Regions from separate parts of the Homo sapiens genome. Here regions 1, 3 and 4 are each linked to region 2. Evidence: chromatin contacts called from ENCODE Hi-C or POLR2A ChIA-PET data. All regions are on one chromosome and are shown on one strand. Each heading gives the region's core, a stretch centred on a gene start or an enhancer-like site at or near the end of the contact. The rest is flanking DNA. Distances are from core to core; before and after follow the strand shown. Region 1 holds the start of HYLS1 (HYLS1 centriolar and ciliogenesis associated). Region 2 holds the start of HSPA8 (heat shock protein family A (Hsp70) member 8). Region 3 holds the start of SLC37A2 (solute carrier family 37 member 2). Region 4 holds the start of TMEM218 (transmembrane protein 218).

The links. A loop is a pair of places that touch in the nucleus more often than their neighbours do. ChIA-PET counts read pairs that join two places held with the same protein, here RNA polymerase II (POLR2A). Pooled maps may share reads with other maps.
Region 1: a loop to region 2 is called in a pooled map, with 25 times the contacts of the local background. The contact joins the promoter of HYLS1 here to the promoter of HSPA8 in region 2. A Hi-C loop is called at or near these places in 9 of 37 single-sample maps with no recorded cell type and 12 of 50 pooled maps. POLR2A ChIA-PET finds 5 or more read pairs at or near these places in 2 of 52 experiments (PC-3 and PC-9).
Region 3: a map with no recorded cell type shows a loop between it and region 2 (11-fold over the local background). The contact joins the promoter of SLC37A2 here to the promoter of HSPA8 in region 2. A Hi-C loop is called at or near these places in 13 of 37 single-sample maps with no recorded cell type and 4 of 50 pooled maps.
Region 4: a loop to region 2 is called in a map of CD8-positive, alpha-beta T cell, with 24 times the contacts of the local background. The contact joins the promoter of TMEM218 here to the promoter of HSPA8 in region 2. A Hi-C loop is called at or near these places in 2 of 168 maps with a recorded cell type or tissue (CD8-positive, alpha-beta T cell and OCI-LY7), 2 of 37 single-sample maps with no recorded cell type and 11 of 50 pooled maps.

The regions. Positions count from the first base shown.
Region 1 is chr11:125,885,836-125,888,931 of GRCh38, reverse strand. HYLS1 (HYLS1 centriolar and ciliogenesis associated) reads right to left here and starts at 1,264. Exons shown (of 3, transcript NM_001134793.2): 1 at 1,167-1,264. RefSeq lists silencers at 687-1,076, 1,177-1,226, 1,317-1,366 and an enhancer at 1,507-1,556.
Region 2 is chr11:123,060,675-123,063,984 of GRCh38, reverse strand. HSPA8 (heat shock protein family A (Hsp70) member 8) reads left to right here and starts at 1,849. Exons shown (of 9, transcript NM_006597.6): 1 at 1,849-1,921; 2 at 2,656-2,865; 3 at 3,187-3,310. The coding sequence starts at 2,661. It overlaps LOC124902775 (a long non-coding RNA gene), which reads right to left and starts at 1,323. Exons shown (of 2, transcript XR_007062927.1): 1 at 454-1,323. RefSeq lists enhancers at 1,101-1,370, 1,931-2,100 and a silencer at 1,391-1,780.
Region 3 is chr11:125,061,704-125,064,945 of GRCh38, reverse strand. SLC37A2 (solute carrier family 37 member 2) reads right to left here and starts at 1,641. Exons shown (of 18, transcript NM_001145290.2): 1 at 1,520-1,641. The coding sequence starts at 1,578. RefSeq lists silencers at 1,353-1,432, 1,643-1,832.
Region 4 is chr11:125,110,205-125,113,500 of GRCh38, reverse strand. TMEM218 (transmembrane protein 218) reads left to right here and starts at 1,875. Exons shown (of 5, transcript NM_001258244.2): 1 at 1,875-1,962. RefSeq lists enhancers at 1,281-1,460, 823-1,735, 2,091-2,180 and a silencer at 1,551-1,620.

The DNA.
Region 1 (3,096 bases), core at 15-2,514, 2.8 Mb before region 2:
AATGTTGCTCGGATTGCTAAAAACATGTACATACTATGTTTGCATTCTTGTCCGATTTATGTCCTTGGAATAAACTCCTGGAATTGGATTATGACTTAGAAGTTATGGTACTACTTGAATTCTGATTTATGTTTTTCTTTTCTCTTTTTTTTTTTTTTTTTTGAGACAAGAGTCTTGCTCGGTCGCCCAGGCTGGAGTGCAGTGGCGCGATCTCGGCTCACTGCAACCTCTCCCTCCCGGGTTCAAGAGATTCTCCTGTCTCGGCCTCCCGAGGAGCTGGGACTACAGGCGCCCGCCACCAAGCCCGGCCAATTTTTGTATTTTTAGTAGAGACGGGGTTTCACCGTATTGGTCGGGCTGGTCTCGAACTCCTGACCTCACGTGATCCGCCCACCTCGGCCTCCCAAAGTGCTGGGGTAACAGGCGTGAGCCACCGCGCCCGGCCTGAATTCTGATTTATAATGCCAAACTGCCCTCTAGAAAAACAGATTATCCCCAGCACACAGGCCATAAAGGTGCTTGCTTTCATTTCTTCACTCTCTCAGCAGCATGGGGTACTGAAAAATCTTACCAATCTAAAAAGATATCTTAATGTTTTTCTTTGCCTGCTTAGTGAGATTGTATACTGTTTAGAATAAAAAAGATTTATTTCCATTTCGGGGTGGACAAACACCTTGGACGGTTCCATGCTGCAGTCCACAAAAGGTGCAGCTAGAAGGCGACAAGACACGCTCCGCCTTTCAACGGCAAAGCTCGCAGTCGCCCCGCCTGGCCGTGGGCGTGGCTTGGACCCAGGTCGCTAGCGGCCTTCGGGACTCCCCTCCAGCCCTGGGGCCGTCCCCGGCCTCCGCCTGGTCCCAGGGGCGCGGCCCAGGAGCTCAGAAAGGCCACCGGGGCAAAGACCGCGGCGGCGGCCAGCGCACACCGTGACCTCCAGGGGCTGCGGCCCGCCGCGCACATCGCCTGTAGCTCACGCTGCCCCGGCCGCCTCCCTCAGGAACGCAGACGTTGGGGACGGCTCGCCAGGCAGGACCTGGAATCCACGGAGGGAAGCTGCCACTCTGCACCGTCCCGACGGTGGGAAAAGGAGCGAGGGCTCCCGCCGCAGTGGGCCGGCAGCCACCAGGTCCCCGCGTCCCTCCGCTTCCGGCCTTCGCCCGGCTTACCCGCGTCGCGGAAGTCCGCTCTCTGCACCGCGTCCTGCCAGTCGCCAGCAGAGCACCGCAGATTCTGTTAGCTTTCGCGTAACTTGCGCAGGCGCACTGCCGGCCCACGCGCCGAGCCTGCGGTTAACCGCCGACCGCTGAGGTTTAAATCCGGAGAGCGAACCGGCACCCTTGGCCCGGTCCGCCCTCCCTCTTATTGGTCCTGAGGGTAAACGTCCTCCAAGTCTGTATCCTGATTGGCGCACATTTTGTCTGGGCCTTCTCCGCCGGCGGGAGCATGCCCGGGATTTCCAATGTGGCCTTAAAAATATCCGAGCCCGCCTAGCTGAGGCGCGCAGGCAGCAGCCGTTGCTGCGACGCCTCTGGTGTACTAAATCTGGAGGGGAGGTTGGGCCCTCGAAGAGAAGGAGAAGACCCTCAAACCTTGGCTAACGGCGACATAGCTGGCTTTTTGGAGAGGCCGCCTAACGGTCTGCCACTTCATTGGAATCAGCCTCCGCCCTTCTCAACTGGCTGCTGCGGGGCCAGTGGTGCCGGGAGACGAGGGCGGGCGCTCAGGGACGGTTCGAACAGTCTGGGGTGAGTCCGCCTGTGCGCTCTAGACGTTTCCTTGGGGCCTGAGAGAGCGGCTGTATGAAACCCTGGCGCACTGAGCTCTTCCTTTCCTCTGCATGGTGTGCAGGGCCCTGGCGTGACCCGTGGCTGCGTCTCCACAGCTCCTCCCACGTTACTCTAACTGTGCTCCAGCCACCGACTGCCTTGCTCCGACATGCACTTGTTTTCTTTTGGAATGTGCCTGTCTCCTTCACATGGTGTTACTCTCAACTTTTTTTTTTTTTTTTTTTTGAGACGGAGTTTCCCTCTTGTTGCCCAGTTGCCCAGGCTGGAGAGTAGTGGCGCGATCTCAGCTCTCTGTAACCTCTGCCTCCCAGGTTCAAGCGATTCTCCTGCCTCAGCCTCCCGAGCAGCTGGGATTACGGGCGAGCACCACCATGCCCGGCTAATTTTGTATTTTTAGTAGAGATGGGGTTTCACCATGTTAGTCAGGTGATTCTACCCCCTCGGCCTCCCAAAGCTCTGGGATTACAGTTGTGAGCCTCTGTGCCCAGCCACTAATTTTTTTTTTAAACCCGATGTTTTAACTCTTTTTGCATCTGTACCTGTAAAAAAAAAAAAAAAAAAAAAAAAAAAAATCTAGTGCTTGGGGATTGCTGAGGATGAGATCTGTAAAAGCAAGAGGAGAGGCCCTCAGGGTTCAATATCCTAGTCAATACCAAGCAAACCTATCTCAACTGGTCTTGAGTCCTGAGCATTGCATTTTCCACCTTAAACAAATAGGTGCTAGTTGTCAAGTTCATCTTACACCATTTCTTAAATCCAGGATTCAGTGGGAGGGGAGAAATGTTTAATCCTTTTCCTCCAAACACTTCGTATTATCTCTTACTCTCCCTCTTTGCCTCAGGGCCTTTGTGCTACCTCTAAGGCACTTTGAATTTGTGGGAGGAAGAAAATGGAAAGAACAAAGGAGGGAAGATGACAGAAGTAGGTTGTGGAGATTTGAGTGACTGCCCCTACATCTGCAATATCATAACACTCCTTTAGTGCAGCGGTCCCAACCTTTTTGGCACTAGAGACAGGTTTCATGGAAGACAATTTTTCCATGGCTCAGAGAGGGGGTATGGTTTTGGGATGATTCAAGCGCATTACATTTATTGTGCACTTTATTTCTATTATTATATTGTAACATATAATGAAATAATTATGCAACTCACTGTAATGTAGAATCAGTGGGAGCCCTGAGCTTGTTTTTCTGCAACTAGATGGTCCCATCTGGGGGTGATGGGAGACAGTGACAGATCATCAGGCATTAGATTCTCATAAGGAGCATGCAACCTAGATCCCTGGCTTGCGCAGTTCACAATAGGGTTCA
Region 2 (3,310 bases), core at 600-3,099:
TGCTTATCTTCCCACAAATGATTATCTCTGAGCTGCATTTTTCCCCTGATATGGGGATGAATAATACACACCTTAGAGAATTGTGTTGATGATTAAATGACAAATGAAAGCATTTTGTATGTAGTGAAAGCATTGTATAAAATTAAATTCTTGGGACGTGGGAGAGGCTAAGAATATATCTCCATGAACTCTAAGCCAACATTCCTCCCCAAAAGGAAAATATGAAAAGGAAATTCTTCATATGTTTGAGTCTGTCTCTACCCTTTACTGGCTTTGACAAGGACAAGATGTCCTCGCTCTTCTGACAGCCTTTTTCGCAGTCTAGAGACCTTCTAATTCCAGCCCTGCTACTAAAAGTTCTTTTGGTGTAGCCTTAAAAAATCTTTTCCCCCATCGGTGCCTATTTATCTACTAAATAGGAATAACAGCTACCTCGCCTGCTTGAAAGGATACAGGGAGTGTTCAAGGTACCTGAGACAGGCTCTTGGAACCACAAGGCCCCACATATCCGCGGCCATGCACAACATTGCACAATTCAAAATTCTAGGCACCATTGTTTTGTGCACCAGCTCAGTCACGTTTTCAAAGCGTCGGTATGGTCTGTCGTTTAATTTTTGATGAAAGTCAAACCAGGAAAGATATCACCTCATGTTACTGAAAATACAAACGTTCAGAAAGTCTAAATCAAGGACGCACGGCTACTGGAACCTATGATTCCTAATGCCTGGTTCACCTAACCAAGAACACACTCGCCACCATTTAAACCTGTTTATTTTATAAACAACGGGGAAATGTAGGGCTTGGGCTAGTTGGGGAAGGACTGAGCCAAGAAGCCGAATCTGTTCTAGACGGAGGTGGGAAGGGGCCTAACGGTCAGGGCTCAGAGAAGCGGTTTCGCCTTCTTTTCCGCGGAGGGATCCAGACACGACCGCGTCCTGAGGCGGTTCTGAAAAGCCGGGCCCCTTAAACCTCTGCGTCGGGGGCTGCCTCCCGACAGTTGCCGTAGGGAAATGCAGGTGCTGGGAGGCCTGCCGAGCTAACCCGCCCCACCCCGCGGCGGCCTGGCGGCTCCCTCCAATCCCAATCCTGGGGGGCCGTGAGCGAGCAGCCCTAGTGGCACCCTGAAGCCGGAACCTTCGCCCCAGCCCCTCGGGGTCAGCCCTTGTCCAAAGCCACGCTATGAAATACAGATTCGCGAAACCCGGGGCACTTAGAGGCCCGTCTGGAACACGAAGGTGGGGCATGGAAAGGAGGATTCGGACGTGGGTGGGGGAGGGGAGCAACAACCTTCGCAGCCATTTTGTCCTCGCTCCACTTCCGTCTTCTCCTGCCCGGCTCCCGCGCCCAAACCCCTCCCTTCAGGCCCCGCGCGATTCCGCCCCCAGTTCTGTGCCGGCCAAGATCCCGGCTAGCGCCGCTATCATTGGTTAGTTCCAAGTTTGCCCGCCCCTCTTCCTCCTCCTTTTTCCGCCCCCTCCCTCCCGCGGAAGCTGGGGGCGCATGCGTAGAGGTGGACGCTCCCCTCCCCCGCCCGGGGTAACTGAGGACTCCCGCGCGCGGACTCGCTGCGCCCCACCCTCCCTTTCCCCGGGGCCGTCCGGAGAGCGGGGGCGAGCTTGAAAGTTCCAGAACGCTGCGGTGAGTGCGTTATCGTGAGGCGGAGCGCGGTGGGGTGGGTGCGGAAGGGGGCGAGGCCCGAGGAGTGGAGCCGGGCTTGTGATTGGGTCTTGTAAGGGCAGCCGGGCGTCTATTGGCCGGGGAAGCCGTAATGGCAGGCAGCAGGGGCGGGCCCCTTCTGGAAGGTTCTAAGATAGGGTATAAGAGGCAGGGTGGCGGGCGGAAACCGGTCTCATTGAACTCGCCTGCAGCTCTTGGGTTTTTTGTGGCTTCCTTCGTTATTGGAGCCAGGCCTACACCCCAGGTAAAACCTCTGCTCAAGAGTTGGGTTGTGGGTCTGGGAGCGTGCAGCCTCCACACAGGCCTGTTGGGCTTGCTGAGGCTTGGGGGTTCTGAGAATCTCGTCGAGGCGAGTGTGCGGCTCCTTCTACCGGCTTAAAGGGCCTCAGTTTTCGGTGGGATGGCAGCGGTATTTGGTTGCAGCCGGCAGGACGGAAATGTAGGGAGTGGGCCGCAGTGGCCCCAGGGGAGGCTGGGAGACGCCCGGCGGCCGCGTGGCGGGGGAGGGTTGCTGCATCGGTTTGCCTGGCGCGCGGGGAAGTGGAGCCAGCGTTTTCTTTCACCCAGTTCCCTGCTTAGTCCAGTCCCACCGTGGTTCTTCAGAGCTGTTCTTGGCGTGCTTCCAGTATGGGGGTACATTCCGGAGTAGTTAAAAGCCCGTTGACTCCCGGGGGCACTGGCACCTGGCGAGGGAGGGGAACAGACAGTGCTCAGTTCGGGGTAAGACCACGTGTTGAGCAACGCCCCACGCCGTCTGGGTAGATGGGTCCTTCATCTAGGGCGTGCTCTGCTGCGGTTGGCACGGCAACCTGGACTGCAGCACTAGTTCTGGACCTCGCGCGTGCTTAGACAGGAGGTGATGGGCACTATTACCTCTTGGCAGTGGCCATACGTTTTTCCTGGTTAAGTGTTCTGTTAAGGGATGAGGGAAATATTTTGATTAATTGAATTTTTAAACCAGATTTTTCTTTTTTTCAGCAACCATGTCCAAGGGACCTGCAGTTGGTATTGATCTTGGCACCACCTACTCTTGTGTGGGTGTTTTCCAGCACGGAAAAGTCGAGATAATTGCCAATGATCAGGGAAACCGAACCACTCCAAGCTATGTCGCCTTTACGGACACTGAACGGTTGATCGGTGATGCCGCAAAGAATCAAGTTGCAATGAACCCCACCAACACAGTTTTTGGTGAGTTCCTAATTTTAAATGACAGAACAAATATAACAGGGCTAGGAAGCACAAAAGTTTATGAAACGTGAGGAGGGAACTTTTTGATTTTAGAAAAACTGAGCTGAGAGACTTGTTATCAAGTCTGTTATAAAACAGGTTGTAGAAACCTTTCAGGCTGAAATCTGGATAACGTAGGAGGTTGAAGTTTGAACCTTTGCTACCTATATGGTAGTTGAATTCACCTACCTATGAACTGTTAGGTATTTGAGTAATCATGGACTTGAGTTTTATCAGAAGAGCTATGAAATTGAAAGTGTTTTCATTTGACACCTTTTACAGATGCCAAACGTCTGATTGGACGCAGATTTGATGATGCTGTTGTCCAGTCTGATATGAAACATTGGCCCTTTATGGTGGTGAATGATGCTGGCAGGCCCAAGGTCCAAGTAGAATACAAGGGAGA
Region 3 (3,242 bases), core at 392-2,891, 2.0 Mb before region 2:
TAAATTTTGCCATTCTAACCATTTTTAGTCTACATTTAGGTGGCATTAAGTATGTTCACATTGTCTCTCAACCATCACCATCATCCATTTCCAGAACTTTTTCATGTTCCCAAACTGAAACTCCATACCCATTAAACAATAATTCCCCAATCCCCCTCTCTAGATTCTCTTTTGAACCGATTATAACATCTTCTGCCTCCTTTATTATGAGTAAAAGAAAATCTTTAACATGGGTTCATTCTTATGTCTTTGTGAGAGTCAGGATTTTAATCTTTTTCTGAAAAATATCTTTTAACAGTCTCCAACTCAAAAAAGACTAGGTAAATAATCTAAACGAGTGAAGAAGGTTAGAATTGATGAGAGCTCTCAACAATTAAAAAGTGTGTAGGGTAGCCAATTGTCTCATTTTGCCCAGGATTGAGAGGGTTGCCGACAAAAGACTGTTTCAAAACCAGGACAAATTGGCCACTTTAATAGCACCTGCCCTATCTAAAGGGGACTCCTCAATCCTATTCATTTAATTTGGAAATTTAGGCCCAGTATTGCTACATCATCCATTTTTCTTTTCTTTCCTTTTTTTACTTCTAGAGACAGGGAGGGGTGTGAGGGGGGAATGGAGGGGTGGTCTCACGATGTTGGCCAGGCTGGTCTCGAACTCCTGGCCTCATGTAATTCTCCCATCTTGGCCTCCCAAAGTGGTGGGATTACAAGCATGAACCACCATGCCCGGTCCACGTCGTCTATTGTTCAAGAGAAGTCTGGAATCTAGCTATTTTTGTTAAATTTTATGATTTGTAAATAATGGCAACTAACACAATATTTTAAAAACTGTGCAGACCAAACGGACTGCTCCAATGGTTGACCGCCTCTAAGGAAGAGTGGCTGAAACCCCTCCACCCCACCTTGCAGCCCAACATGTGGTCCCTGCGGTCAGGAAGAGAACCTCTGTGAAGCCCTTCTCCCACTGCCGAGGGGCTGCCCTGCTCTGCTCTGAGAGCTGTGCCCTTTCCAGGTGCTGAAAGGCCTCGAGACGAGCTCCCAGGACCACTGAGTTCTGGCCTTGGTGTTCGAGGGCTAAAGGAGACCAAGAGGGACACTCACAAACCCCAGTGGCAACCCCTTTCCTCTACCATCCCCTGGCCTCGGTTCCCCAGCCTTCGAGCCCAGGTTCCCCAGCTGCCCAACGACAGAAAGGCGCTCTGAAGGCGCCCCGGATGTGTGTTAGGAGGGGAGGATGGAAACGGGAAACGATGGAGACCCTCCCTGGCAGCCTGTTCTTCCCCAGTGTCACCGAGCCAGCGTCGCGGGGTCTGGGGGAGCGCGGGCGGAGTTGGGCAGGGAGGGTTATCAACCTCCGAGGCGGGCGCCGCTGGAGGAGCTCGGGACCAAGTCCCCCCAGCACCCCTGGCCACGCGGCGACGCCGGGGCCGATCTGGGGTGATCTCCGAGGCCCCCCGCGGCCCCTGCAAGCCCCGAGCCCAGGAGGTCCCGGCACGCCTCCCTCCCCTGCCCCGCTCACCAGCTGTCCCTGGAGAAGGCCCGGAAGAACCAGACTCCCGGAGCCAGGGAGGACCGCATTTTGCCTGACCGGTACCTAAGGCTGAGTCGACGGAGGAGGCTACAGAGCTGGGCGCGTGTCCCGGGCTGGACTGGCTGTCAGCGGGGTTTAAATGCCCCGCCGGCCGGCCCGCCCTGGCCCCGCGGCCTGAGTACGGCAGCGCCCGCCCCCTTGCGCCCGCCCTCGGGGTCGGGTCCAGCGCAAACCCGCCAGTCGTCCCTAGCCCGGCCGCTGGCACCACAGCGCTCCTGTGCTTTGCTTCCCCGCCACTGCCCGACAGCTCTGAGGTGCTGGGGCTCCTCATTCCGCCCTGCACTTTCTGCCTCACCACCCGCTGGGGAACCGAAAGCAGCAATCTCGACGCTGTCCGGTGTGACGTGCCTGCCTGCCCGCACTACCCCGCAGCGCTTCCTGTCCTAAAAAGCCATGGGCTCCGACACGGGCGGGACACGAGACGCTGGAGGGCTGGAAGTCACACTCAGCGGCCCTGCATGACTAATCTCGGTACTCTCACCTTCTGGGAGCGCAGGAGTTTTTTTCGTGGGCGGGGGCGGGGGGGGGACAATATTCGGCCCCAAACACACCACAGGCTCAGGCTGGGGCTTCCTGCCCTGCTCATATTCCACAGGACCCCACTCTTCCCCGGCTTCACAGACACCGGCCCCCACGCGCTCCCGCCATGACAATGTGGCAGTCACTCCTGCTCTCCTTTCTGGAGGCAAGCAGCCACCAGGCAGGGACTTCTGTGGTCCTGAAAGTGACTGCCTCTAGCCTGAAGATTTCAGGGTATGTTTCCACTGATAATTGTGAGATCCTTGTACATGAACCCAAGGGTGAAATACAGAAGGCTGCAAAGGGAAGTATTCCCCTGAGGAATAAAGTTAATAGAACATAAAACAGGAGTGTCGGAGCAAATGGGTTTCAGCCCTAACCCCACCCTGCCCCTAATTCCTAGGAGTGCCCAGGCCCTACGCGCAAGGTCAGAGAAGTGGAGTAACAACTCCACCAAACAGATTAGGACCTAGAATAATGGGCTTGGCTCGTACCAGCCCTAGAATCAAGAAAAAGAGGGTAAGCAGAGTTGTAAAAGCCTCTGTTAATCCCAGGCAGTCAGGGGGCATAGGTCTAGTGGCAGAAATGAAGACGGTAACACGCCAACGACAAAAGGTAAAGGAATAGAGAAAAGAAGAAAGGCATAAGTAGAAGGGAGGCCCAAATAGGGTGCAGAGGCTTGAAACACCAAAGGACCAGTGTCATTAGCGGCAATTCACTAAATCAAACCCCTGATTAGACCACTCACTGTACTTGGGGGTATATTCATTTCACTCTTACAAGTCAGTTAGGTGGCTATTACCCACCTAGGTAAGGTGACTTTATGTCCTGGTTTGCCTGGGACAATCCCAGGAGACACCTGCTGTCCCAGAATCTATGATGGACCCATTCTAGGGTCAATAATCACAGGTACCCCAGGTTAAGGTACTCCTTTAAGGGGCAGCAAATAAACTAGAGGAATGAGCTGATATCCCCAGGAAGGGAATTATTCCTACGCTGCTTATTTCTGAGGGACTAAAGGGAAGGATAAAATTGGAATCCAGTTGAGCCAAGGAAGCAGCTGAAGTTCCTTGATGCTACATTTGAGGAGTAGGTGGACATCACCAGAGGAATGGAAGAGACCATCTCCAGG
Region 4 (3,296 bases), core at 626-3,125, 2.0 Mb before region 2:
GCTTAACTGAAGCCAGTATGATCATTAGAAGTGTAAGGAAGTTAACTTTTCCAATCTCAAACTTTGAACTTTTGACCACTTTCCTCCAAAATATTAAGGTCTCAGAGCCAGTTCTGACCAGCTTGTCTACACATTACTTTCCATCATTTGTCTCCATATTATTCTCCAGATACTCAGTGCTCATTCTTGCCTTGGCCTCTTTGCTCAAACTACTTTCTCCTCCTGGATTCTGTTCCACCTTTCCTGTTCCTACTCATATGCTAGGACCCAGCATTAGTTCTAGCTCTATGATAAAGACACACACATTAATTCCAGCCATAACAAAATATCCCCCAAATAATACAAGGGAAGAAGTGCTCTGGAAACTACGAAATGTTCTGCAAATATGAAGTATTATTATATTTTGGAGAAATTAATTGTACAATAGGGTTGGCCCATTGTTATATCTTGCTTTAAAGTGTTTCCTACTTGTTTCATGTGTTGTTGACCTAACATTACAAAACCACGGGCTATTAAGATGGGAGTCACATCTCATTTCTTGTATATCTTCGCAGTTCCTAACAGAACATAGCTGCAGTCAACACTCAGTTCCAGTGAAATGAATTCATCAAAATAAAGGATTTCTTAGCCACAGAGCTTCTCACTGGGCCAAGTAATGTTAAGTTGCTAAACGCACAACAAATCATTGGTTACTTTATGTGATTGTAAATGAAGCCTCGAAAGTTGAATAAATTTGAGACGTGCAGTTGATGAAATTCAAGCATCTTCTTCTTTTTGGTTCATAAAGCTGTGATTCAGGAGAATTCCTTAAATCAGAGATTCAGTGCTCTAAGATTGAATAGGTTGCTTCATGATATTTCTTAAAATTTTGTTTAAGGTCAAAGGTTCAAACGGTGCAGCTCTCCAATTTGGTATTGATTATTGTTTGTTTCCCCTTCTTGATTCAGTGGTGGAGCACGCAGCCTCTGTCCTACTTCCTTTGGTTGTCCTGATTGATGCATCTTTTGGTCTAACAGGCCATAGCCTCAAAGCAAAGTCATGGCAAGCTTTAGTTGGCAGTTAGGTAACAGCAGTCTGCCAATAGCGTGGGCCAGCTCCAGTTCCAGCAGCCTGGCGGCAGAGGGTTTACTTGATGGACCCTGGGCCTCTTCCCCAGTCTGTCCCGTGGGTAGAATGATCTTTGCCTTTGTCTGTTTCGCAAGGCTAATGGAAGAATTAAATACCAAATAAAACAAGTCGAGATAAAGATAAATGAAGCGTGCCGTTATTACAACTGGTGCTTCGTCCTCAGTTCCCTCCAGGAGGGTTGTTGGGGACACTTAATGACCGGGCCTGAGCTGACTTGTCCACCACATCTTGCGCCCCACTCGAGCTAGTGGGTTGGGGATTGAGATGTTCATCAGGCCCCGGAAAAGGCATTGATGTCTAGATGACTGTGCAGTTCTCTGGAGTTCGAGATCTGAGCTGCCTGGCCCTGCTGCTTCGCTGCCTGGATGGGCAATCTCTATGGTGACAGCGAGTGAGGCCGGAAGAAGTCTCTCTCTTCCGCCCAACAACCCGCCCTCAGGCTAGACTGACCAATGGCCCAATGAGTTACGGAGAGATGGTGTGATTGACAGTGGAGTGGCGGGGGGGCGGGGAGTGCAGCTCGGACCGCTGCTACCCAACCGAACTGAGGTCGGTCCAAAGGCTGACAGGCACCGACCAATCGGAGGGCGTAACGAAGGGTGACGAGCCAACCCACCGCGCTCGGCGTTGCCGGGAGCCGCGCTAGGCGTAAGCTAATGAGGAAGAAGTTGGCCGTTGAAAGAGCAACGCTGATTAGTGAATCTTAAATCACCTAAATGAAAGCCCACTTGTGATTCGCCCTAAGTAAACCAGAGCCCCGTGGGCTGGAACGCGCCGGAATCTGAGGTGTGAGTAGAGCCTGGGGGAGAGTGGATCCAGGTGAAGGGGGCAGAGGTGAGGAAAGCGGGGCGGCTGCGGGGAAGGGAGAAAAGTGGAGGGTCGGGCTGAGGTGGTTGGAAGAAGGCGTGGGCGGACGGCGGTGCACGGACCTCGCAGACCACCCTTACCGCTGATCTGGACCCAAGGCCCGGCTAATAAATACTTAATTGGAGGCAGAGAAGGAAGGACTGTTTTGTTTCATGCTCTTAAGAAAAGGAAGTGTCAGTGCCTGATTCAGATCTCTTATGACCGAGACCTTAATCCCTCTCTAGCTCCTGGGAGGTGGCCAGGTGCACATTCTGAAGACGAGACATGGGGGGCATTGTTTTCCTGTCGCCAGTTTGAATCTGCAACAGGGTTGGGGAGAAGCTTAGAGTTCAAGTGGGGTGTTCCCAGGCTGCAGTGCTGTGAGATCCAGAGAGCGGATAGACCGAGGCTCTGCAGCGCTTCCAACCCACAACACCGTCCAGGAGAGGGATGCAAGGAAGAGACCTAGGTTTACTGATCCTCCTTTTTCTATCAACGTGTTAAGAGCAGATGCTACATCGGTGGCATTTTGGGAGCTTGGCAACTGATTTTTTCCCCAGGCTTGCATTTTATCTAATTACAAAGGTAGAGGCGTTATTCTAATATTTTAAAATTCAAAAGATAGTGAAGTGTTTAAAGTAGAAACATAAAAGTGTGAAAGTAACCCCCCCCCCCCGTTATTTTTGAAGGTTTGGAAAACAGCTATAAAGCAAAGTGAAAAGGACTCTTCCAGAGGAGCACTTCACTCCTTGTAACCCACTGTTTTCTGTTGCTTTCAAGGGCTTGAGTCAGTGTGAAAATCGGGGGATGGGTGAGATATCTCCCTCCAGCAGCAGCACTTAGGCCACATTACCCTCTGAGGAATCCACATTTGTCTTAGATAGTAAGTCATCTTATAAGTCATCTTATAATGGCAGTTAGTATTCTCGCTCATGATGATCAACCTGGTGATGAGTACCGTATTTTTAATCCATTAGGTTACCTGTGCAGGGATCAGTCCATTTATTCCTATTTTCTCTGACAGCTGGATGAAAGGGTATGTAGAAACAACCATTAAATGAACACACACATCTAAAAGGTTTTGAACAAACTCTCTCAGAGAAAAACCTCACAGCATTGAGCACAGAAGGAAAACATTAGCCCTGTAGTTGCTTTTGTTGTCAGCTGCTGAACTGTTCAAATTTAAATTATTTTTTTTCACTCCAGTCTACCTGCTTTAAATGCCACAGATATTAAGTAAATGGACTTACCCTTGAAATCGGGTTGGCCAAGCCATCACTTCTCAAAGAAGGTTTAATGATGGCATGAACCCGTTTTTATAT